Linked DNA regions of Mus musculus: regions 1, 2, 3 and 5 are each linked to region 4. A link is a loop called in an ENCODE intact Hi-C map of the cell type or tissue named here. Cell type or tissue: left cerebral cortex. All regions are shown on one strand.

Evidence for each region. A loop is a pair of places that touch in the nucleus more often than their neighbours do. Peaks named below come from ENCODE experiments on the same cell type or tissue, not always from the same donor. Only the 100,000 strongest peaks of a DNase experiment are listed, where the experiment ranks them.
Region 1: it touches region 4 in a loop (2.4-fold over the local background); 4 of 42 quality-filtered maps call a loop at or near these places.
Region 2: it touches region 4 in a loop (2.4-fold over the local background); 7 of 42 quality-filtered maps call a loop at or near these places.
Region 3: it touches region 4 in a loop (2.7-fold over the local background); 7 of 42 quality-filtered maps call a loop at or near these places.
Region 5: it touches region 4 in a loop (5-fold over the local background); 6 of 42 quality-filtered maps call a loop at or near these places.

Annotation. Positions count from the first base shown.
Region 1 is chr6:94,156,414-94,161,413 of GRCm38, reverse strand. All of the region lies in intron 1 of Magi1 (membrane associated guanylate kinase, WW and PDZ domain containing 1), which reads left to right. The region is part of intron 1 of 4930511A08Rik (RIKEN cDNA 4930511A08 gene); the gene reads left to right. Among named protein-coding and RNA genes, the nearest start is that of Gm52867, 69 kb to the left of the region's middle. In left cerebral cortex, no CTCF peak of the experiment used is centred here; a DNase peak (open chromatin) is centred at 1,915.
Region 2 is chr6:94,181,131-94,186,130 of GRCm38, reverse strand. All of the region lies in intron 1 of Magi1 (membrane associated guanylate kinase, WW and PDZ domain containing 1), which reads left to right. All of the region lies in intron 1 of 4930511A08Rik (RIKEN cDNA 4930511A08 gene), which reads left to right. Among named protein-coding and RNA genes, the nearest start is that of Gm52867, 44 kb to the left of the region's middle. In left cerebral cortex, no CTCF peak of the experiment used is centred here; DNase peaks (open chromatin) are centred at 2,462 and 3,120; H3K4me3 peaks cover 323 bases.
Region 3 is chr6:94,224,480-94,229,479 of GRCm38, reverse strand. All of the region lies in intron 1 of Magi1 (membrane associated guanylate kinase, WW and PDZ domain containing 1), which reads left to right. All of the region lies in intron 1 of 4930511A08Rik (RIKEN cDNA 4930511A08 gene), which reads left to right. It overlaps Gm52867 (a long non-coding RNA gene), which reads left to right and starts at 1,626. Exons shown (of 2, transcript XR_003956333.1): 1 at 1,626-5,000. In left cerebral cortex, a CTCF peak has its summit at 3,006; DNase peaks (open chromatin) are centred at 2,979, 3,425, 3,957 and 4,105; H3K4me3 peaks cover 422 bases; H3K27ac peaks cover 1,688 bases.
Region 4 is chr6:94,280,938-94,285,937 of GRCm38, reverse strand. Magi1 (membrane associated guanylate kinase, WW and PDZ domain containing 1) reads left to right here and starts at 2,021. Exons shown (of 24, transcript NM_001029850.4): 1 at 2,021-2,928. The coding sequence starts at 2,616. Gm31661 (a long non-coding RNA gene) reads right to left here and starts at 2,017. Exons shown (of 5, transcript XR_377886.4): 1 at 1,009-2,017. In left cerebral cortex, CTCF peaks have their summits at 1,225, 2,023, 2,955 and 3,485; DNase peaks (open chromatin) are centred at 2,041, 3,107, 3,463, 4,108 and 1 more place; H3K4me3 peaks cover 3,738 bases; H3K27ac peaks cover 2,626 bases.
Region 5 is chr6:94,402,737-94,407,736 of GRCm38, reverse strand. No RefSeq gene overlaps it. Among named protein-coding and RNA genes, the nearest start is that of Slc25a26, 95 kb to the left of the region's middle. In left cerebral cortex, no CTCF peak of the experiment used is centred here; DNase peaks (open chromatin) are centred at 1,886 and 2,205.

The sequences.
Region 1 (5,000 bases), 120 kb after region 4:
CGTTCCTCTATTATTGACCTCTTTGGGTTTGTAACTGAGTCATATCAAAATAGTGACTATGGATGACATCTCTCTGACAGCATGGTGACATCTCTGCTATCTGTGAGCACCTCTGAAGTGACCTCAGGTTTTCATAAAGCTGACCTACCTTTCCTGCCATCCTGTGATCAATTTTTGGGTCACACCATATCTATCTATCTATCTATCTATCTATCTATCTATCTATCTATCTATCTATCTATCTATCTATCATCTATTTGGTTTTGAGACAGCATCTCACTATGTATCCCTGGCTAGCTTGGAACTCAGTACATTAACCAGACTGGTTTTGTACTTAGAAAGATCCATCTACTGCTGCTTCCCAAGTGCTGAGATTAAAGATCTTGCCAAGCCTACAGTAGAGTGGTCCTGTAGGTGTATGTTTTTAGTGAAAATTATTGAGCTTAGAGTGACTCTAGATTTCCCTTCATGTCTGAGGGTTTGTGAGGGCATTTTTCATGTTGGAAGGAGATCCATGTGTAAAATTCATTCTCTTGTTATTATTTTCATTAATTGTTCCACGTGTGTATATTTCAAAGCAGTAGGAGCTAAGAATCAAATTGTAGAAATGAATGATCTTTAAACTGTATATATGTATATAAATGTACGTGTAATTTTATACATGCATGCATGTGTACATCCGTAATATGGACATGTGTATTGACTTTTACAAATAAATGCCATCTTGGTGTGTTGTCATTTAAATTCTGTTACTGCTTTTCTCTAGATATTTTGAAACAGAACTTCCCTGAGACCCGCCCCCTTCCCACTTTTCTTTCTTTTCCTTCGTTCTCTCCAGTTGTCAATGGACTTTTATTTGAGAAGAATAAATATTTGATGTTAGAACATAGCTGAGGCCGGATTCTAGATCAACTCTTAGCAGAAACAGATAAGTAGAGAGAGTCTGTTTGAGCAGGGATTTTATAGAAAGAACCATCTGACCTACTGCCATATTAAACTCTGGCTTATGTTTTGTTTAAGGCATTATTCTTAAAAATTTTAAGGAGAAAGCTAATAATGAGTATATGCTGAGTTAAATAGTTGGGATTATGCTTTAAATTTATATTAGGGAACAAATAGCTATTTTCCTTGAAAATATTTTGCCTATAAGTAGCAATCCATGTAGCAGGATGTTGAAATACCTCATATTTTCCATTAATATTTGGATGCAAATAGTACAGGGTTATCATTAAACAGTTAGAAAGAAAAGACTTCTTCTCAGAAAAAGCCTGCTTATAATTTCCCTAAATTTGATGAGTGTTATCTTTCAGGAATATTAGTCTAGATGTACTTCATATGTGTATGTAAAATAAAAACCAGCATTGAAATTTATACATCATTTTTTCATTTTCACCTCCCACTAAATCATGAACATGTTGTATGTTTTAAAAAACACACATTATTTTATACTACCATTTTAAAGATTTGCTTGGCATTCCATCAGAGGGCTGGCTGTTCTCTCTGTGTAAGCATTGCTGAGTAGTAGCTCGGGTGTCTTTTAGTTTAAAGAACTCTTGAGATAAACTTCCTTGTTTCTGAATATCTGCCCACATGGCTAAGGGTTTTTTTTTTTTTTTTTTTTTGCTTCAGGCAAGTCCCCCACTGTGGAGTTGCTGATAACCAGGTTTAGATGATTTCCAGGCCCTTTTGTTTGTTTTCAGCTCCCATATGATCATGTTTTGCCTTCCTGATAACCTTCCTCCCAGTGCTGGACATGGTTGTACTTTTGATGTTGCGATCTCTGTTGATGTAGAGATAGCCTGATGGCTTCAATTTGGTTTTGGTTGCCAGTTTCTTTTCCTGTTCTAGTTTCCTTACTGGTGTCTGAATTAGAGTTCTTGTGTAACATTTTCCTTTGACCACTGTCTTTAGGAGAAAATCACATTAGCTCATCAGCCCATGACTCCACAACAGGAACCAGGCTCTGTGTGTCCTGTTGATGTTGTTGCCATTGGCTGCTGTGATTGGCTGGTAGGTAGTGGGTCAGTCCTTTCTTCTTTCTGAGCCAGAAGAGTGGCAAGTGAGTCTCGTCATAGAACAAGCAGGACACTTATGTGCCTCTAGCTGCCAAGGAGGGCTGCATCATTAGTAGGTTGCCTGAGAGGTTAAAATAGTTTAGACTTAATACTTACTATAGTTTGATAACTGAAGGATCCTTTCAAAGGCCAAAAATAACTGTCTGGATAGTCTAGATCAACATTCTTTCTCCACTTTAATGTGTGTATGTGGGGTCATTGACATGAATTTGAATAAGATTTTACTATGTAAATGACTTTAATTAGTTAACTTTGTGCCTGTCACTTCACACCATAGTGAATTTAGGTTCAGTTATTCCCTATGATAGAGAAGGCTGCAGAATAGATGATGGTCAGCGGTCATAGTGCAAGGGGTTTTTGTTTTTGGCAGAGATTTGGAAGAGAGCCTGGTTACTGTATGAAGAGAAAGGTAGTGTCTGCCATGATTTGCCTTCTGGAAGGAATTATAATTGTGTCACTCAGAAGCCTCTCATTCTGAGGTAACAGTTTAATTTCTGAATTCTCAAGATGTCATATAACTCCCTGGGCCAATAGATTTTTTTTTGTGTGTGTGTGTCTATTTCATTTATTGTTTTTGTTTGTGTCCACTATCATGGCACTGGGTGGAAAGAGAGGCACTGGGAAAGAGGTGCTGAGCTTTAAGAGGAAACACTTATCTTGGGCCTTCTGCCAGCCCTTCTGAGGTGTCCTGATGCAGGAAGTCACACTTGCTGGAGGTTCAGCCAGTCATGCCTGTTGTTCAGTCAACACAAGGAAGATAAAAGCCTGACAGATCATTGCCAAGTTTCTCTTAATTGTGAACATGTTGCTCTGTTCCCCAGGAACATCATAGATAGCTGCAAAGGGGCACATTTTTTATGTTTTAATAAATGACATTATTTAGCACCACCATTCCCTGATACTGTCCAGTCCTGTTTAGGAATGTCACAGTGATGGGTGTGTATGCTTTGACCTCATAAGAAGGTTCCATGACAACAGTAAACATTCACCTTGCAGGTTTTCATGAGGTAATTAATGTGAATGATGCAAGTGGCTTTGGCCTACAATAAAGATGGTTGTGAAATTTCCCATGCCGGAAGATCTGCTCAGAGCTGGGACGGGCTCTCTGAAGACTGTGAAGGGTGCTGTTGTGAGCCACCCTTACAGACGGAGCTAGAGAGAGTGTGTTCCTCTGGTGTGCCCTGACTGGGGTGAAGTGGAGAGTTCCTACCACTGTTTGAAGTAGTTTTTGTTCTTCTCAAGGACTATTCTAATGGAATTCTGTTTGTATTTTCTCTCTTCTATTAGTCTGGATTAAAAATGACAACCAAAATCCCAACATTCAAAATGGTTGATAATGTATTTTATAGAAGGGCTGTCATCAGTTACCTTTCCAATTTGATAATTGATATTTGATTATCTTTTTCAATACTTGGGTGGAATGGTTTATTTTAGTCATTTTAATGATTTTTTAAAAAAAGATTTATGTGTATGGATGTTTTGTCTGCATGTATGTCACACCATATATGTGTAGTACCTACAGAGGTCAGAAGAGACGGTGTTGGACTCCTTGGAACTGTAGTGACAGATAGTTGTTAGCTACCAGGTGGGTGGTGGGAATTGAACCTAAGTCCTCTAGAAGAGCCACTAGTGCTCTCAACTGCTGAACCCTCTCCCCAGTTTGACTTTGATGATTTTAACAGTGGATGGTACAGGAATCTGTTTTCTCTCCACCATGTATGTTCTGGGGATTGAAGTCTGGTTGGTGATCCAGGCTTGATGGCCAGTTGGGTCGACTTGCTGGCCCTACCAATTTTTGAAGTGCCTTTTTTTCAGGAAGAAACCAGTTTTACTGTAATTTCCATGAAACGTAAAACAACAACAGAGCAAGTAAAATCTGTAAAAATGCATATCTAGTTCATAAATTTTCTGCACTGGAAACCTTGCCTTCCTTCACCTTGTAGAAAAGTGACTTCCGTTGGATGACGTAAGAACAGCTGAAAGGTGGGTGTGGAGATTTTGTTCATTTAAAAACCATCTAACACGCTTTTTATGAGGTGGCTTTTTTGGACAAACAGTTTGAAAAGAATCTTGTTATTGAATTTTTCCCCTAAAATATGAGTGTTGGTGTCTTTCCTATGTGTTATGCGAGGAAACGGGAACAATACGTGCGGTTCTCTTTTAGGTGCGACCTCTAGGTGTGCTCTCCCATCTGGGTTTGTCTTGCTTTGATGAGCTTACAGCCCATTCTAAGCTCGGTTTCTGTAGCTGTCAAATGGACCTGGCCATGGTTCCTGCTCCTGGAGTTTTTGAGGAAAATCCATGAGATACTCTACTGTTTTCCCAGGTTGTCTGATCACAAAGATTTCTCTAAAGCAGCACAAGTTAGTCTACACGGTCTTTAAATTCACGTCTATACTTCCACATAATCTTAAATAACACAGTGAATGAGCAGAGATGTCAGTAAATCGCATAGTAAAATTTGTTAGTTTTTATATTCATTAGAAGGTTTTATGTACTCTTTGCTTTATTCATTTTCTTTCCTTTTTGCGCAGGGGTGAAGAAGGACTGTGGGTTAGGAACTTTTCCCCTTGTAATATAACTAAAGAAATAAAGTTTTCAATTAGAGTCCCTTAACCATGCAGGGATTTTGTGAGCAGGGAGTGATTTCCTGTTATGTATTGCTAGATGGTACGGGGTGGAGAATGCTGCTTTGGAAAGTGTAAAGTTTCCAGTGTGCACAGTGAACACAATGATTATCTGTGATGCATTTTCTACATACAGCATCTGTTTAGAGCTCTGTGTATGTGTCTCATTGTTTAACCTAATATTTTTATAGCTGGTCGCTTGTCCCAGGTCTAAACTGCAAATTTATAGCCAAGTTTGACAGCTGTGTGGGGCTACTTGGGATAGCACTGCATTTGTGAAGTCTTCTATAGGACATGT
Region 2 (5,000 bases), 100 kb after region 4:
GTGGTTTCAGATACCGTTCCAGAAGACTGACCATCGGTCAGGTACAGATTGCTGGGGAGATTGAGGAAAGAGGGTCACAGTTTGTGGGAGAACCCCATCTCTAACAAAAGAAAATCTACACAGTAGTAAGTTTGGCAGAGGCGAAGCCTCTTGAGTTTCCTACTACACAACTCACCTGTGCCACTGTGGCACCTCCTGTTCCTCAGGGCCCGTTCTGTCCTCACGTGTTGGAGAGGCTCATTACAGACTTTACCCCACCCAACTCTTAGAGTTTGCACCTCTCACATGACAATCACGTACTTGCTTTTAGCTCTGAATGCCCCCTTCCTCCGCAGTTTTTGGCCCGGAATTATTGATTTCTCTCCATCTGGAATATTCCTTATTGCCTATTATTTTTTGAGCTAGTTGCTATATATACTTCAGACTTCCTCCTCAGGGCGTTTTCTAAGGGTGTTCCTGATGTGACACCCTAGATTCTGGGAAACATAACCCTTCCTAATAGTTTCCTCTGTTTTTCCTTTAGAACTTGTTTTTTGTCTTTCCTGAGAAACTCGTACTGTGTCCCAGGGCAGAAACAATGGCTGCCTTCCCAATGGCCTGTCTACCACCCATGACAGTGGCTACTTAAGTACATCCCTTAGTTTATTTGCTTAGAACATAACTTCACTGTACCCTTGGAATTGCTCGTTCTTCTTAGGGTAGCCTCTGGCTCCTCCCCCCCATTCCAAGGGAACTTTCAGTGTCCACCAGGGTGGCCTCAAACTCCCAGAGATCCTCCTGTTTCTACCTCTCAAGTGTTGGGATTAAAGGCAAGCACCACCTTCTCTGGCTGAAATCAAGTCTCTTGGCAAATAGCCTCATGAGATATCCATCATGGAAAAAGATCCCTCATCTTGATCAAGTCTTCAGGGGACTGTAAACTATGCCAGGGACTCCGGATGAAACTGTGTGGGATCACAAATGATAACCAGTATAGTCACTGCTGCACTCTGCATGCTCTCTGGACTCCAGGGACAGCATGTATGAGTGGATTACTCAAGTTGAACTAAGAATGTTTCTAAAGGTCGTTATTGAAAGAAATGTCAACTTCCCTGGATTCTCATTTTTCAATGGAACATGTATTTGGTTAGAGCCTAAGGTAGTAGTATTTCCTCTTTCAAATCAGCTGTTTATAAGATTATTTTTTAGTAGATTGGATTAACTGAGAAAATGTAGGATAATGTAGGATACTATAGGGTAGTACTTCATCTAAACCATATAAAGAGCCAGTTTTTATTCCAAATGGTAGCCTAAGTGGAAAGAGACTTTATTAATAGAGAACTCGGAAGGGCTAGCTGGCAAGGTTGGAGTAGGATCTCCTGAAAGGTTAGAACATAGAATAGAAAGTTATGAGGTGTCTCATTTTATCTCTTCTCCTGATCCCAGGCTTTCTGACTTAGGCCACTTTCCATTCTGTAACTGTCTGGTGTCCCGCACCTTCTTACTCTGAGTTAGTTAGCTGATTTGGTTTGGAGTGTGAGGCCTTTGTTTGGTTTGGGTTCTGGGGATTCAGCCCAGGGCTGGGTGACTTCTAGTAAGCACCCCACCACTGAGCTTTATGCAGAGCCTCTGTTGTGGTTTGTGGTGTTTAGCTTGCGAATGGTAGTTGTGGTTTTCATCTTTTACGGTGTTCTTGCACCATCAAAAGGATTCAAGTTGCTGAGGAGGTGGTGTTCTGCATTGTCTTGTGTGGATTGCCTCGACTCTGGAATAGATGTAAACTCCTTTTCCTTTATTGTGTTCTCTGTCTGTGCAGTGGCAGAGTTCCCTGGGTTTGCTGGGGTGGAGGGAGGGGCACTGCTCTGCATAGCAACTTTGTGTTAGATGGAGAAGAAAAGATAGGTTGCTCGGAGGAGGTTGCTCTCTCTGTACACAGGTTCATTGTCACAGGTATTTGTCATTGACTGCTGAAAGTGATCTAAGACAGACTTGCAGGCCCCACTCACATATTACCATATTCCACAAGGCTAACGCTGACTGCATCTGTGATTATAACTGTTTGGTTCATGTTGAGGGTGCTTCTGAATACAAGAGTGCATTGTCTCACTTACAGCCTGTAATGACAGACACATCACAAGTGGCCGTTTTCCTTACACCACAGCTCCCATTGTGGTTGGATTTTATTTGAGAAGGTAGTTATTTTGGAAAGAAGGAACTACACCTTCCAGCCTTAAAAGGCGACCTTGCAAGTTTTAAGTGTTTAGAACCTCAGCCAAGAGACTAGTTGCCTATGAACTGCAGTTTCAGAATCTTTCCAGGTGGAAGGACACAGTTGAATGGAGGGACCAAGGCCAAGCTTTTGTTATGGTGGCAGTGCCGGGAGAGGAAATGAGAACAGTTGGGATTCCTGCAGGCTGGAGGAGCAGTTGAGTCTGGGAGAAAACAATGCATTATTTCTTCCCACTCGCCCTTGACAAGTGGCGTCTTCTAGTTTCAGTGTAAGCAGCGCTCCTGGTTCAGCCTGAAAAACTACTTGTGAATTCACTGTAATATCAGTGCCCAGATTCTATCCTCAAGAGTATTCCAGGGGCGTGCTGATTGTTGGCTGATTGCCCGCTCTGGGAAGAGAGTCGTGCTTGCCCAGGTCCACTGTCAAAACACCACCGCCGTGGCCGGTGTTACATAGGTGGCGACTGTTATCGCCGTGTGCAGAGCTGGGAAACATTGCACACAGTTGGTTCCGCTGTCAGTGTGAGCTGGCTCTTTCCACAGGGAGATAGATCCTCATGCAGCACATTACAATGACGAAACTCTAATAATATGAGGACCATGGTCATGCATCAAGTTCTTTGGTACACTTTGTCTTACTTTTTCAAGTAGGACTTTTCAAGATAGGGTTTCTCTGTGTAGTCTTGGCTGTCCTGGAACTCACTCTGTAGACCAGGCTGACTTCAAGCTCAGGTACCCACCTGCCTCTGCCTCCCAAGAGCTGGTATTAAAGGTGTGCACCACCACCTCCTGGCTTACTTGTTTTGGTTTATGAGACGGTCTTACTGTATAGCCTAGTCTGGTTTCCAACTTGGCGTCTTCCACCCTCTCCCTCCACCTGCTAGCATCATAGCATACGTGTCCTATTTTTTTCTTAGTTGGTCACCATAATAGTACAGAGAGATAAATGCTGTCTGCTCTCCCAAACTTAGCATGGTCTCTATTTAGTCCCAGCAGCTTGTATTTTCCATTTGCCCATCTCTCTGAGAGTCAGATCTGAGTATGAATGGAAGATCTGAGACTGCAAAGTATTTTGCTCATCTCATAGTCAGGATTTGTGATCAGTAAAATATGCGTAATTAAACGTTCAGTGTCAGGTTCGTTTCACCTACACTTTCTCTTTTTCAGTTGTAAAGAGTCCACCGTATTTTCAGAAGAATTAATGGACTCATGCAGTTTACTCAGTATCTGTTACGTGCCTGTTTTACATTGCATGGCTGGATCAGTGGACAAAATAGGGAAACAACCATATCCTCCAGGGGAAATTGGGCCAACTAATGTATGTCAGAGCAGTTTATGTGGTCCGGTGGGGGTGGGAAAAGAATGCTAGGGGACTCTATACAGAGGAGGGGCCTGGGCTGCAGTTTTAAAGCCAGAGATCATATTACTGTAATAGCTTAAGTTTCTGATACATCACATTCCTGATTGCTTTTTCTCAAAGGAACATGGTATGCTCCCTGAACTCAGGTGTAGTTTGCTGGCCCCCTCCCAGGCTGGATCTCTCTGCCTTCCCTTGATTATTGGTCAGTATGTAGCCTAACAGCCCCTGTCTTTTCTAGGCCCCTTGTTACACTCCCGGCTGGTGTTGATCTGGTGGTCAGCCTAAACCCCTTTCCACAGGCACACCTCCCCACCAAGCCGGCTTTCCTTGCCCAGTCAGTTTACTGTTGACTCATTGGAGCTGGAAGTAGTACTTTATCTCTGCAGTTTCTCATTATACAGAATCCTGCTGGGACCCATTGATTTATTGCCAAATCACTCTTCATTTGTGTCTCCCCGAGTTCTTGATGCCATTTGAGGATGGATTTTCATAAGCAGAGTCACACCTTTTAAAGTTCATTTTCCCTGAATGTGATGTTTAGAAGGATCCTGTTGATGTCAGTAAGTCTCTAGCCCTATAGGAAGAAGGGGTGGGGAGGGGAGAGGGAGGAGAGGAGGAGCCCATTAGGACAGATGGACCTGAGTGTTGGAGCCAGCACAAATATTTTTAGCTGGAAATGATTAACATTCTGTTGCTAACATCTTATTCATCTTTAGTACCACAGTCTGTTTGGATTAAGAGGAAACCCTCCTTATCATGGTGTAATACAATTTCTTTTCAGCTTTAATCTATACAAGTAAAAGTTCCTTTGGATAAATACAAGACAACAAAAATGGCCTTCAAGTGTGACAGATTATGGGTTTTTTTTTTCAATGTCAGAATCTGGTTAATACTTGCAGAAAACTGCGTGATCATTAGTAGGCAGGAAGCCCATTAAAAGCTCTGGTTAGGAGGCTGCAGAGATGCAATAGATTAGAGGCAGGGTAGTCAGCTCAGGAGGAGCAACACTCAAGGTTGGCCTCTGCTCTGTGCTCTCAGGCACACATGTACACCGCACACACGCACACACAAGTGAATATATATTAAACTGCTTGTAAAATATGTAGCATTAAAAAACCACTTTAGAATTATTTAATTACAACCATATATATATATATATATATATATATATGGTGGCGAAAAGTAGGAACTTAGGAGCCAGACTCTGGATTAGGATGCATTTTTTTTTTTTTTAAGAAATTTGTTTGTATGATCACAGATTTGCCATATTTGGTGCTTCAATTGATTTGTCTGCCAAATGTAGATAAAAAATATTTACTCAGAGGGTTCTTGTGAGGATGGAGAAGATCCAGTAAAAATGGTCACACCTATGAAAACTGCTCCCTTTTGGGAGAGAGGGGTAGCCCCCGTGTTTAGCAGTCCAGCATGTCCT
Region 3 (5,000 bases), 56 kb after region 4:
TAGAAAACTAAAGAAGTTCTTAACTTACCCTTGATTCTGAATTCAGTTTCTTCTGTGCTAAATGACCTGCGTGGGCCCTGTGCCTGGTCATTTTGGTCCTACGCACAAATGTTCTCAATGGTTAAGGAGAGATAGTTGGGGTTAGTTGTTACACAAGGATCCTTCTTGGAAAGGTAATCATAGGAGACAGAAAGGTTGTAAATATTTCTGTGTTCCAGTTCTTATTGAAAACTTTCTTGGACTGTCATATTACAGTTGGTTAAAGAAAATGAAGATCAGTGAAGTGAGAATTCTTACCTGCTTAGGTAGGAATCACCCAACTTTTTTATCTTGGCCTTTTGAGACGTTTTATTTTATTTTATTTTTTAGTACTATGTTTTTTATTATACTATAATTACATTTTCCTCTTTCCTTTCCTTTCCTCCCTCCAAACCTTCCCACACACCCACCCCTTGCTCCTTTAAATTCATGGTCTCTTTTTCTTTAATGTGTGTGTGTCCTTCTTTCCTCCTTCATATTTCTCTCTATCTCTATCTATATGTTTTGGTTTTTGAGAAGGTCTCACTTTGTAGCCCTGGCTGTCCTAGAACCCACATATAGATCAAGTTGGCCTCCAACTCACAGAGGTCCACCTGCCTCGATTAGTTGAGTACTGAGAGTGATCACTGACTACATATAATATCATACACACACAGACACAGACACACACAGACACAGACACACACAGACACACACACACAGACACATAGACACAGACACACACACAGACACAAACACACACACACACAGATACAGACACACACACACACACACACACACACACAGACAGACATATACACACAGACACACACACAGATACACACACAGACACAAACACACACACTCAGAAACACACACTCAGACACACACACACACACACACACACACACACACACACACTTTCAGGACTATTTGGTACTGGATAACCAGTTGGGGTGCTCTTTCCTGGGGAAGACTTATTTCTCTCTGAGGATTCCTTGTTGCTTGTATTTATTGTGTAGAGTTGAGCCCTCACGGGCTTTCTTCTTGCCACATGAGCATGTCTATTGATGTCAACCTTGTTTAAACCATGTTTAGGTGAGACTTCATGTGTATAGTTTCTGACATTTCTAAGAGATTCAGTTTCACAGCAAACTCTGTGTACCTCTGGCTCTTAGAATCCTTCTGCTCCTTTTCCAGAATGATCCCTGGGCCTGAGGTGCAGAAGTTATATGACAGATGTCTCATCTGGGACTGGTCCCTACAACTCTGTGATTTTATCAATTGTGCTTTCTATCTGTTTCAAAGAGAGGTTTCCTTGATGAGGGGTTTATCTGTGGGAATAAGGATAAATATTTAGAATGTATTTAGGGATTGTGCTGGTTTAGTACAGTGATGGTTATAGGTTCTTGAAACTTAAAAAAATTTTTTCAATATATGATTATTTACTAACTGCCTATTTGAAGGAAATGTCAATATTGTCACAGAACACCAACATTACTGACAGTGAGTTGAGATAGATTCAATTTAGCTCAATTTCTTTTTCTCTTCTTCCCTCCCTCCTTCCCTCCTTCCTTCTCTCCTTCACTCCCTCTCACCTTTCTTCCCTCCCTCCCTCCCTCCCTTCCTCCCTCCCTCCCTTCCTTCCTCCTCCTCCATTCTTCTTTTTCTCCCTTCCCATTTGGAAGCAGAAAATTGTAACATTAAAACTAGCATTCTTATGATACTGCCATTTTGAACATTTCCAGTGACTTTACTGAGATCCTTGAGAAATCAAACGTTTGGTGTGGTATCCCACACCTGGGATGATGAGGCAGCAGACACAGGAGGATAGCTCTAGGTTGAAAACCAGTCTGGTATCTGTAGCAAGTTCAAGGCCAGTCAGGGCTACCACCCATCCTAATTTTATCCTTAGATGAATTTGTCTTGGCTCTGAACCGGGGTGAATCTCTTTAAGTTTGAAGAGCAGAAGTGTATAATTATGTAAAGGGATTGAGCAGGCCAACCACTCCTACAACTAGCTCTTGCACTGTGTGCAAATTCACATAGCTCTGGTCCTCTCACCCTGGGCATGTCTTAAGAGAACCTCAGTGACTTGCTGGGGCTTAGATGGGAAGGTGAGATTATTATCTTCTGAATGCATCCATCATATTTGAAATGTTGACGAGCCATTGGAGTGTACTTGTTAAATGTTCTAAGGATATAGTTCCATTACTTATATTTAGCTTATATTGAGTGTCTGTCCTTCGAGCTATTTGGGGACTGGTGCTTTGAGGATACTGTGATTACCTTCATTGTCTAAAGTGAAGAGCGGTGATGGAGTCAGAGATTTTAAGTCTGCTTGCCTGGGGTGGACAGATGAAGCCCTGTGTCCCCTATGTGGCTGCAGTGAGGAAGAACTTCAGCTTTCTGCCCTTCCAGGTGTCTTCTCTTGGGCAGGTGACGCCATGAGGTTTGTGCCATGCTAGAGTATCCCCAGGGAGTTGGAGATGGCAGTGGTGCCCACCTCTCGGCGTAGTTACCAGAATGACATCATTCTGGGCTAGAGTAGGGACTAGATGAGACACTTGCCTGAGTGACAGAACTTAAGAGGAACTGAAACCTTATCAGTTATTATATCCAAGCGCACTACCTTTTATTTTATAGTTTTTGGTGCTGAGGGTCAAACCCAGAACCTCACATACTCTAAGTATGTGCTCTTCCACTGAACTGCATCCCTAGCTCCAGCACACTCCTTTTAAAAATATCAGTTAATGATAAGGCCCACATATGATGTACCACAGTCCTGAGTAAGTTATGTCTGGTCCTGCCCTCATATTCCCCTGCCTCACTTTTCTTCCTGATATCCAGGGCCATCAGTTGCTAAGAGACATGTCATATGAGAACCTCCGGCTTGTCATTACCAGTTTGCAGTGACTCAGTGCTTAGCTGCTGCTTCTTGAGTCTCTAGCCTGTGTGTTCAGAAGGACTCCTCTCTGCAGTTCCAGCTGCGGCCGGCGTGAACTACTTTCCAGCATCTCTTTGGAGCAGGATGGTTCTGTGTTTTGGTTGCATCACCTGACACAGTCCATGTAGCTGTTCATTTCGGAACCCTAGACTCCAGCTATTGAGTTTATTAATGAAGCAGTTCTTTGAAGAGGTGGGGCATAATGCCTACTCCTGACCCACATTTCAAAAACAGAACGAAGAATAGTGATATCAGAAGCAAGTTCCGGTTTTTGCTAATCTCCTCTGTGAGCATTTTAAGGTTTTTATGAAGGAAGAGGGAAGCCATTTAGATTTCCCCGAAGCCACAAGAGCTGAGTTTTACAAGCACATCCCTGAGGAAGTTAATCAGGTTTCCTTGGGGTTGCTGGGCTACGGTGCTTAGAGGAAAAATAGCACCACCCTGAAGAGTAAGAATAGCAGAAACCACATGTCCCTGTGAGCCTCAGCCAACTGCTCCTGAAGGAAAGGGAGTCTAGCTGCTAGGATGGTTTTTGTTGGACAGCTTTTCGGTTAAGCAACAGGTTCCTTCCCAGCCTGGGAATGTGATTTATTAAAGATACAAACATTGTTATCTGAGTGTGTGTGTGTGTGTGTGTGTGTGTGTGTGTGTGTGTGTGTGTTGGGGGAGGTGCTAGGTTGAGGCTGTGCTCCGTTTGACAAATAACTGTAAGCAAATTGGACTGGATTTTATGTTTAATTCCCAATTCACATTTTTCCATTTGTTTGTTTGCTTGCTTTGTCCTTTTGAGTCAGGGTCTCACTATATAGCCTTGGCTGGCCTGGAACTTGATATGTACACCAGATTAGCATTAGACTCACAGAGATCCATTTGCCTCTGCCTCCCCAGTGCTGCCGTTAAAGGCGTATGTGCCACCACACCCTGCATTTTTTCCAGAGATCTTGATATTTCTGTGTTTAGCTGTGGCAAGAAACAAGAAACGAGCCTTGACTATTCTAAATTGGTCCCTGCCTGGCTCCTGGACTTAAGAAAGAAGAGTAAACAGGATAGATATCTAAGCTTGTTGAGAAAGGGCAGTGCTGCTTTTTGGGTCCTTAAAACCCTTGCTTGTGAATGAAGACACCGGGAGCTGACTCACGGCTGTGCTGTGATTCCGATGGCCCCTGTGATTGTGATGAAGGCAGAGTCAACAGTGGGATTGGCCGTAGGAGCCATGATTAGTGATCATCTGGGTGGGATCGGAGCCAGAAAACCATTTAGGGCCAGAGTTGAGTCAGTCTTCTGCAATGCTCACTTCCCAGCATGCTAGGCTCTCAGAGCACCTTCAGTGAGCAGGACAGAGAAAGTTGCTGCTGTCTTGGGAAGGTGCCAGGATGCCCTGAGTAAGACCACGGGCTGGGGGAGAAGAAAGAGATAGCTCAGTCAGTAAAGTGTTTGCTGCACATCCATGAGCCCCTGGGTTTGATATCCAGAACACAGGTGGGAAAGCCAGACGTGCTAGCAGGTACTTGTAATCCTAGCACTGGAGCGGCAAGGGCAGGGAGTTCCTTAGGGGTTTATTGGCCAGCTAACCTAGCAGAATACAAGAATGACAGCATCCCGAGAAATGACAACCAAGGTTGATCTCTGGTCTCCACACACAGGCACATACCATGAGCACTTGTAGCTTCAGATACATTGTACCTGGACACACATCAACATGCTACTCAACCCCCACCCCCAAAAGATTGATTCTAAACTAACTACTTAGAAGCTGTGTGCCTTGAGTAAATTAGCCTCTCTGTGCTTTTGATTAGCATTTGTAGCAAGCGTATCCCTTGCCTTACACAAAGTTCTTAGAATGGAACCTGGATCTTATGCAGTTTTTCCGTATAGGGTAAGCCTTAGTTTTTATACTCTATTTTTTTTTATAGGTTTACTTTTTATGTGTGTGCATATGGCAAGTAACAGGCACACTGCTGAACAAAGGTGAACAAAATTAACAGCCAACAGTGAGGGATCAGGGATCGTGGTGGTGCAGTCTCAGATTTGCTGC
Region 4 (5,000 bases):
GGTAGCGGACCTGGGGAGTAGCTATGCCTATAGGGCATTCTCTTGATTGCTGGCTGTTGCAGGAGGACCCAGGCCACTGTGGTGGGTGCCATCCTTGGGCATGTGGACCTAGGATGTAGAAGAAAGGCAGCTGAGCAATCCAGGAGAAGCAAACCAGTAAGGTGCATTCCTGAGCTCTAAGTTCAAATAGACCCTTTTTGACTAAGTCGGTTTTGGTTAGTGTTTTATTATAGCAACAAAAAGCAAATTAAAACATCCTAGAGATGCTGATGGCTAGATCTCTGTTAGGGTTTGGCAGTTAGGTTTGAAGGGACTGCTCATTTGACCTCAGTAAAACCAAAACCAACAAAACCAAAAAGCAGCCCCCCTCCCCCAACACCACTATCACCACTTGGGGGAAAACACAACCAACCAATCCCCCAAAAACAAAACCAAAAAAAAAAAAAACAACAACAAAACACCAGAGACATGAAATTCCTTTCACCTTTTCAAATAATCAGGAGCAAGACGGTTTTTTGTGTGTAGCCAGTCTTAGGGAGCCCAGGCCATCCTCTCCTAGACTTTGCCTTGAATTCTTGGTCCCCATGCCTCAGCCTCACAAGTACCAGGATTACAGATGTAAAACGCCAGGCCCTCATTCTTATTAACTTAGAATAGCTCTCTAGAAACAGGGCTTGAAGAGCTTAAATGTATGCTTATGTTCTAGAGAGGGGATTACAACCCCAACCACTAAGGACTCTGACACCCCCCCCCCCCCCAGTTATCAGACTGTGAAATTTTATATGCCACCATAAATTATTTACTTTGCAAGTTTCCAGTGCCTATGTATTATTTCTAACAACTCTGTGTGTGAGGTGGGGTGGGGTGGGGGTGGGGGTGGAGGAGGGGGTGGGGGTGGGGGTGGGAGTGATTGTATTCCTCCAGCCTTGGCAAGTGGAAGGTCTTCACTTAATGTTGTACTTAAGATGCCTGCGGAATCTGAACTTCAGACCTATCCTCTCGACCCACCTCAGTGACATCCTCATCTCTCTGAGTGGCTCCAACTCAGCTCCTTTTATCTAGTAGATTCTCAAGTCCGTGACCAAAGAGGAACTCATTGGAAACCACTGAAAAATAAACAAAACCGCTAGGGCCACCACTGCACTGGCTTCTTGGCGGTGGGGGCTGTTCTTTCTGTCCCGGCCTCACCAGTGCCCCGATTACTGGACCCCGCCTCTGGGCGGCGAATTCCGAGGTGGCCGGCTCGCCCACGCTTGTGCAGGACCCGCACCCTGCGGTGATCTTTACTCCCCAAAGCAGTGCTTAGGTTTCTCGGCTCTCCTAGAAGCCAAAGGGGGCTGGCCACCGCCGCCCCCTTTGCTGGAAGGACAATGAGAGGCCAGCGAGAAGTCTTAGGTAAAAAGGCCACGCTAGCTTTGGCTTTTCTCGCTCGCTGGCAGTTTTTTCCTTGTCCTAAAAAGTTGGCCCCAAAGTTTAACGATGGGAGCGTATGTGTAGGTGCGTTTGGTGGGCGCGGACAGGGATGCAGAGGGTGTGTGGGTCTTGTTGATTCGGGTCCTCAGGGTCACAGAGACAAGAGCCAGGCTCCGCATGTGGACTTGAACCCCTGGGCGGGGAGCAGGCGCGGAAATGTGGCGGAAGGCGCGTGAGCGATGGCGTGGCCAGGCACTAGCGGAGGACGAGGAGGGACCCGGGTAGGCAGCAAGAGTGTGAGCCCCGCGCTGAATTGGTCTCCCAGCCCCCACCTGTTTGAAACGATTTGCAAACACCAAAGCCAAATTCTCTGTGTTCCAAAAGTTCGAGAGCTGGAGTCGGGCAAGCACACGTGTTCCCCCAAAAGGCTCTGGCTGAGCCGACCACACTGCAAGAGGAGGAATTCTAGGGGTGCAGGGAGAGGAGCAAGTTGGCGTCAATGAAGGGTCGGCCCTAGGACCCCGCGGGAGGCGCGTTGGAATCTCTCCCTTCCAGGAGGAGGGGTGGGGCGGGCCTGCCCGCGGGCGGCCGCCGGGCGCATGCGCGCGCGTCTCCTCTCCAGCCGGCCGCTGCGCTCCGCCGCGCGGAGTAGAATGAACTGTAACAAAACAAGCCGAGCCTTTGTATCTGCTTAAAGGGGCCGCGGCCACTTCCCTCGCGTCCCCTCACCCCCGCCCCGCGCCGTCGCGTCTCCAGGGCTCCCGGCAACTAGCTTGGAAAGGGCTTCCCTCGCGCTGAGGAGCGGCCGGCCGGCGCGGAGCAGGCGCGGCGTGTGTGGAGAGAGCCGCGGAGCGGAGAGCGGGCCCGGGCGGCGCCGGAGTGGACTCTGGTCCCGGGAGCGCGGTCGGCGCCGGAACGCGGACCCGGAGGCACCGGAATGCAAACAAAGCTCGCGGGCGCCCGTGCAGGGCTCTTCACGGAGCCCGGAAAGTTTGTTTTATGATGGCTTGAGAGCGCGAGAGAGTCGGGCGAGGAGGCTCGAGTAGCTCGCTCCCGCGCTCCGAGAGATGCTTCTCCCGTGAGCCCGCCGCTCCGGGGGCTCGTGCTGTGGGGGCACCTGTCTCTCGTTTTAGCAGTTTTCTTTTCTTTTTCTTTTTTTCTTTAATTTGAATTTTGTTTTCGAGGAGGGGCTGTAACTCATCATGTCGAAAGTGATCCAGAAGAAGAACCACTGGACTGGCCGCGTTCACGAGTGCACCGTGAAGCGGGGACCCCAGGGCGAGCTGGGGGTGACGGTCCTGGGGGGCGCGGAGCATGGGGAGTTTCCGTACGTGGGGGCGGTGGCGGCGGCCGAGGCGGCGGGGCTTCCCGGCGGTGGCGAGGGGCCGAAGCTGGCCGAAGGTGAGCTGCTGCTGGAGGTGCAGGGGGTCCGGGTGTCCGGCTTGCCCCGCTATGACGTGCTGGGAGTCATCGACAGCTGCAAGGAGGCCGTCACCTTCAAAGCCGTCAGACAAGGTAAGACGGGGCGTGCCTTTGGGGGGCGCACCCCGAAAAAGAGGGGAGGCCTGAGGGGGCGCCGTTTGCTCCGAGTGCTGTGAGCCAAAGTTGAGGCCCGGACCAGATGCACTCAAAGTTGTGAGGTTGTGGGCTGTGCGCCCACCTGCGTGGCGGGCTGGGGCCGGGGTTGCGCCGGGAAGCGGGGAGATGCTTCCCAGGTCTGGTTTGCCAACTTCTAGGTCGTAGCCACCTAGTGCTGCGCAGCCTCGCCTTCACCTTAAGGCAGATGGGGAACTGAGGGAGGCTAAGGTGGACGCTTCCCCCAGCCCCTTACGGGATGGATGAGCTCACGGAGCTGGTGGCTTGCCACTGCCTGTTTCCCTGAACTGGAGAGTGGGTCGTGGAAGGAGAGGGTCTATTTATGGTTGATTGGAATTCTTCCATCACAGAATTTGCCTTCATCCTGCAACCCCTCCAGGTGGGGCTGGGTTATAACCCACTGGAGTCCTTAATCCAGCCTCCTGCAGAGCCCGCAATCACCCCACAGCGGGGTGACGTCTGTGTCTCCTCCTTGTGGAGACCTACGGTGGGGGAAGGGGTGATTAGCGCTTGGCGCGAATCTAGTCCAAGTTTACCCAGCCACCTCCTCCTCTTGCACCGTCGTCCTTATTGATGATGGTTGTTGAGAGTTACAATTCATTGTTAGCGTGTTATGTGAGAGGCTGTCTGTAAAGTGGTTTAATTGCATTATCTCATTCTGATTCACATCAATGCTATAAGAACGACTCGGTTTTTGTAAGTCCTATATTACAATAAGTAAGCCGGGTCTGACCTTAGGTAAATGACTTGCCCAAGGTCACACAACTACCAAAAGTGTATGGGTCTTTTTTTGTTAAACCTTGAGCAAGGAGGAGGAGGGCTTGAGGGGACGACTTTCGGGACCTGAGTTTTGGGGTGGGGGTGGGGAAGCAAATCCTCCCCTAGAAGTCTGTAGGATAAGGATGGCTTTCTGTAGGGTAAGGATGGCCGTGGGAGAGTACTCCCTCGCAGTTTGGTCTGAGCAATGGTCTGATCCTGTAGCTAGCCACCGGAGCATAGCTGCAGTCCTTAGAGGCATCCCTCCTGCACCCAAGTGCTGTGACGCAGGTTCTCCCAGATGAAAGCACCAGAGGAGGTGGCAGAGTTGAATGTGGTGAAAAGTTGCCATATGTTCCTGTCAGGATGGCAGCAGCTGAAGGAAACGTGTCAAAGGAAAGCGGGGAGAGCCAGCGCTCTCAGCAGCAGGCCGCTTCCAGATGACCGGAGGATGAGCGCAGTACTGTGTGCGGGGAGCCTAGTAGCCAGGCCTTTCTATCCTGTTGGGAGCGCAGAGGCTGACACCTAACAGTGGAATGTCCATATCCTGCTACTTGGCCTTGCTTGATGAATCTGTCCTTAGGAGTTTCTGGTAAAATCATAACCGAGGAAGTGTGCTGGTTCACAGTAAGTGCTCAGGAAAAGCGAGTTGTATTGGAGTTGGATTTAAGCAGTTAGCAATTCAGTTTTTAGCTAGGAATTTAATGCCAGTTCCCCGGGTGTTTATGACTTGGTAGAGCTGTTGAGATAACACTGTGACAGGCATTTATTTATTGGGGGAGGGGGGCAGCATTGGGTTTGAGTTCAGGCTCATTTTGCAGAAAGATTTCTCATCCGGCAGGATGGCAGGATGTCTGGGTGGTGGTAAATGGGTCCTAAGACTTGTTGACCATGGGCAAGAAGCTTCCAGAAGCTGAGCTCTTCCACTATTTTGCAGAGACCCTGGAGCTAGCTAGTACCCCTTCTCCCTCTCCACTCTCCCTTCCTCTCTCTCACCCCTCTGTGTGCACTTTAGTGGTGGTGGTGGGAGATGCCTGTGGATTTGACAGTTATTATAGTGCCTTCAGGTGTCCTATGATCAGGGCTGTCTTTTGCCAACAGAAATGCTCACAAAGGGAGAGAGTGGGCTTGTGCTTCTGAACAGCCTTGCAATAGGCTATGAGTGCTGTGGAATCCACCACATTATAAAGACTGTCACATGTGATAATGACATGGGCACAGTTACTGTGAAGATG
Region 5 (5,000 bases), 120 kb before region 4:
CCAAAGGCTCACACAACGCTAAGCATGGTGGTATACAACTTTAATCCCAGTATTGGAAAGGCAGGGGCAGACTGGTTTATATAGCAAGTTCCAAGACAGCCAGGGCTATATAATGAAACTCTGTCTCAAACAACAACAACAACACAACAAACAGACTTACAGGTCGAAGGCTTGATTCCTAATGAGGCAGTGTTGAGAGCTAGGTATGTGTGGTATGCATTCACAGGGTGTGTTGTGGGTACACAAGAGTGTGAAGGCCTGACGTTAACGTTGGCTGTCTTCCTCAGTCGATCTCTATCTTTTTGAGACAGGGTCTCTCACTTGAACCTGGAGCTCATCTATTCAGCTGGAATAACTGCCACCGAGTTCCAGGGGCCCTCTTGTTCCTTCCTATTTCTGGGATTCTAAGTATAGGCTGCTGTGCCCAGCTGTTGCTGCTGTTGTTGTTGCTGTTGCTGCTGTTGTTGTTGCTGTTGCTGCTGCTGTTGCTGCTGCTTCTTTTTCTTGTTCTTGTTCTCCTCCTCTTCCTCCTCCTCCTCCTTCAATGTGGGTGCTAGGGAATTTGGACTCAGGTTTTTATGCTTACACTGCAAGTACTTTACTAAGCCATCTACCTAGTCTCAGAGATGAGACTTCTGGGGAGTAATTGTGTCATGAGGACTCTGCCTCCATCTATAGATTAATCCATTAATGGATTTATGGATTTATAATCTTCCGGCATTATTTGGAATTGGTAGGGGGTATGTATAGGTGGAAGAAGTAGATCAGTGGGGATACACCTTTAGAAGCAATCAACATCTTGTCCCCAACTCCTCTTTTTACCTACTCCTGACCAGGGGCAGAGGGTAGTGACAAAAAATAGTAAAACAGGACTCTGCGTTTGGAGGCCCTGCAGTTGGAAGGAGCTAAACCATTTAATGAGAAGGCACTGGAGGGCAAGTCTGGTGCCAGAAGCTTCAGTAATTCTAGTTCAACAGAGTACATTAAAGCTACTACGGTTGGGAGGAAACAGTGATAGAGTGTATGGAGGAGCCGGAGGGGTGGGGTGGGCATGAATTTGATCAAGATACATTGTATTTACTATGAAAATTTTCAAGTAATATTCTTGAAAAGAAAGAAAAAGGTCACTGCACTTTAAAAGGTCAGATCTTGGATCTTGGGAGAGAGCAGGGAGTCTACTGTGGGGCAGTCAGTGCCTTCTCAGCCCCTTGCCTCTCTGTGCCCCCTCTGTGTTCTTAACTGGCCTGAAGCACTTACTCAAACGGCCTGGATACTGTAGCTAGTAATGATGGGCTAGCACTGCACTTCTGTTATCTTGCTGGCTTTCAGAACTAAGGCATAATTAAGAAGGGTGGTTGGGGAACATTCGCATTGTACCCCTAGAGGTGAAATTACTGGACCCAGGCAACATTTCCTGGCCATTACTCAGTGAGCAGCTAGCTCCGTTCCACCATGCCCTTGCCAGCCTCTGCCTTGCCTTAGGCTTAAAAGCAGTGACTATAGGCTGAGATCTCTTGAGCCCAAATACATTTTATCTTTTTTAAAAGTTTATTTTCTCTGGTCTTTTTTTTTTTTTTTCAAAATAATGAAAAGTCTAACACAGAAACATTGGGAGGCTCCCAAATGCCCACCATTCATGCAATCTGGTGTCTTCACTGTCTCCTGTCAACAATGCTCACTGGTCATCTTACACTGATGGTGACTCTGCTTTGGGAAGAGATGGAAAATATGGATTTTTCACCTTTCACTAATAGTCTCTGGTCTCATGAATTCAATTTTCTCAAGCACTGGCATTGATTTTACCGTTATGCCTGTGGGATTTCTTCTGGCAGGCCTCATCTCTCTGACTCAGCCAGCACCTTTGCAAGTGTTGGCTGAGATAGAGCCTACTTCTCTGGCCTGGGTTTCTGCAGTTGCAAAGGGAGCCGTCAATGCAGACAGACACTTGACTCTTTCACCTATATGGTCCTTGTAAATGCAGTCTAGAGATATCCACGCCTTTTTTTCAGTTCCCAGAACCTTATGACTATTAGAGTTTTAAAAGGCCTAAGAGACACCTAGGCAGCCAGCAGCGATTACGGTGTAGGGCTACTCCGGCTCAGAGGCATCTGGGATATCTGAGTGGCACATGACTCATTCTGACTCAGCCTCTGTTTGGTCCTCTTTATTCCAAGGATGGTGCTCTCAGAAGCTCACATCCTCTGCAGATCCAACTTGGCAGGCCTGGGATGAGGGTGTCACTTCCTAACTTAATACTTCCTAACTCTTTCTACACCCCACATCCACCCATCCTTCCATTCACCATGCCGACAAATAGTGTATGATCTCTGTTGCAGCAGAATAAACCAGGCAAAATCTAGGACGTGCTTGGGGGAATAGCAGTGTGCTGTGTCATCATCCTCCTTAAGAACTGTGAGTTAGGGAGCTGGAGAAATGGCTCAGCAGTTAAGAGCACTGACTGCTCTTCCTGAGGTCCTGAGTTCAAATCCCAGCAACCACATGGTGGCTCACAACCATCTGTAATGAGATCGATGTCCTCTTCTGCTGTGTCTAAAGACAGCGACAGTGTACTCATGTACAGTATACATATAAAGTATACATATAAATTAAATAAATCTTAAAAAAAAAAAAGAACTGTGAGTTAGATTCTGATACTGCTACCAAGGTGAACTTTTACTGGTTTCATGCCAAAGACCAGATGACAATTTTGCTTAGACCTTTTGGTTAAACCTTTGGTCCTTTCTTCAAGAAGCATGGTGTTACAAATTACACTTAGACATAGAATACAGATAACTAGATCCCATCGGGAACACACAGAGGGACTTTGCTTCGGATCCTCTTCCTGCTTGAATGTACCACTCCTGGGTCACACTCTCCTCTCTGAGATGGACTACACCCTCTAAATGTAGGGAAATAAACTCCTACTTTAAGCTGTTTTCATTGTTCATTCACGGCACTTGATGGTCTTAGTCAGGGTTTCTATTCCTGGACAAAACATCATGACCAAGAAGCAAGTTGGGGAGGAAAGGGTTTATTCAGCTCACACTTCCACACTGCTGCTCATCACCAAAGGAAATCAGGACTGGAATTTAAGCAGGTCAGGAAGTAGGAGCTGATGCAGAGGCCATGGAGGGATGTTTCTTACTGGCTTGCTTCCCTTGGCTTGCTCAGCTTGCTTTCATATAGAACCCAAGACTACCAGCCCAGAGATGGTCCCACCCACAAGGGGCCTTCCCCCTTGATCACTAATTGAGAAAATGTCTTACAGCTGGATCTCATGGAGGCATTTCCTCAAGGGAGGCTCCTTTCTCTGTGATAACTCCAGCTTATGTCAAGTTGACACACAAAACCAGCCCGTCCAGTGAGGATTTTATTCCTTTCTCCAAAGGAGGATCAGAAAACTCTTATGAACTACTTCAGAGAACAGGGGTGGGACCTTGATTGCCTTTGCAGTTTTCTAAAATGGTGACCCATCACATTTTGAGACAGCATGTGTGGTGGTTTCGATATGCTTGGCCCATGGAAAGTAGCACTATTAGGAGGTGTGGCCTTATTGGAGTAGGTGTGGTCTTGTTGGAGGAGGTGCGTCAACGTGAGGGTGGGCTTTGAGGTCTCCTAGGCTTGCCTTCCACCCAGTGTGGAATTCCAGCCTTCTCCTGGCTGCCTTCTGGTTAAGATGTAGAACTCTCAGCTTCATCTCCAGCACCATGTCTGCCCAAAGGCTGCATGCTTCCCACCATGACAATAATGGACTTCTGAAACTGTAAGCCAGCTCCAATTAAATGTTGTCTTTTATGAAAGTTGCCTCGGTCATGATATCTCTTCACAGCCATAAAGCCCTAAGGCAGTGTGTCCTGTTAGAATGAAGGCCTGGTACATGCTACTACACAGCTGAACCTTGAGAACATTGTGCTAAGTGGAAAAGGAAAAAGAGTTACACATTGGATGCTTCCAATGTGGTGGGTAAGTCTGTAAAGATAGAGTACAGACTCCCAGCTCCCAGCAGCCAAGAGTGGGAAGTGGTACTTGTAGTCTTCACCCTGGGAGGCAAAGGCAGGGCAATCAGAGAGTTCAAGGCTAGGCTGAGCTACGTCGTGAGGCCCTTTCAGACAGAAAGCTACAGAAAGAGAGGGAGAGGAAAGGAAGCAGCATTGTTTAATGCTAATGGAGTTCAATATCTGTTAGTAAAAACATCTGGGTAGATATGGTAACTACAACACAGTGAATAAACCAGCTGCCACTGAATTACTCACTTTGAGACAGTTAGTTTTAATCAACCCACAGTTTTATGTTTTAAAAAGAGTTAAATTTAGGATAGGTGACAAGGCATCTATGCTTTAAAAAGGAAACTGGACCTTGAACAAGCGTGTGCTGCTTCAGCTCCTTTCCAGGATGCTGGGACGCTGTTAGCTCAGCCCTGGGGCCTCTGTGATTCAAGTCCAGATTTCTGAGTTCTGCATGAACATAGCAACACTTTTGCTAGGCCTAGCAAGATGGCTCAGAGGGTTAAGGCCTCAGTTCAGTCCCAAGGACCTTGGGAAAGAAGAAGAGAATCAACTCCTACAAACTGTCCTCTAACCTCCACATGTGTAGTGTGGCATGCACACACCCAGAACAAATGAGCAATCAAGCTTAAAAGAACACATTTCTAACACTCTTTCAAAAGCCATTCTGTTATCATTTCCTCCATTGAGATGCCATAGCTAGTTCATCATCATGTCAAGCCTAGCACTCTCCTTCTTCCTCTGCTTCTTCTTCTGCTTCTGCTGCTTCTTCTTCTTCTTCTTCTTCTTCTTCTTCTTCTTCTTCTTCTTCTTCTTCCTCTTCCTCTTCCTCTTCCTCTTCCTCTTCCTCTTCCTCCTCTTCCTCTTCCTCTTCCTCTTCCTTTTCTTTTCTCTTTCTCTATTTTTTTTAAGTCAAGGATGGAGATCAGACAGACGATAGCAGGAGCCATATATTGGAAAAGGAAGCATTAGAGAAAATGTCAGGAGCCCCACACA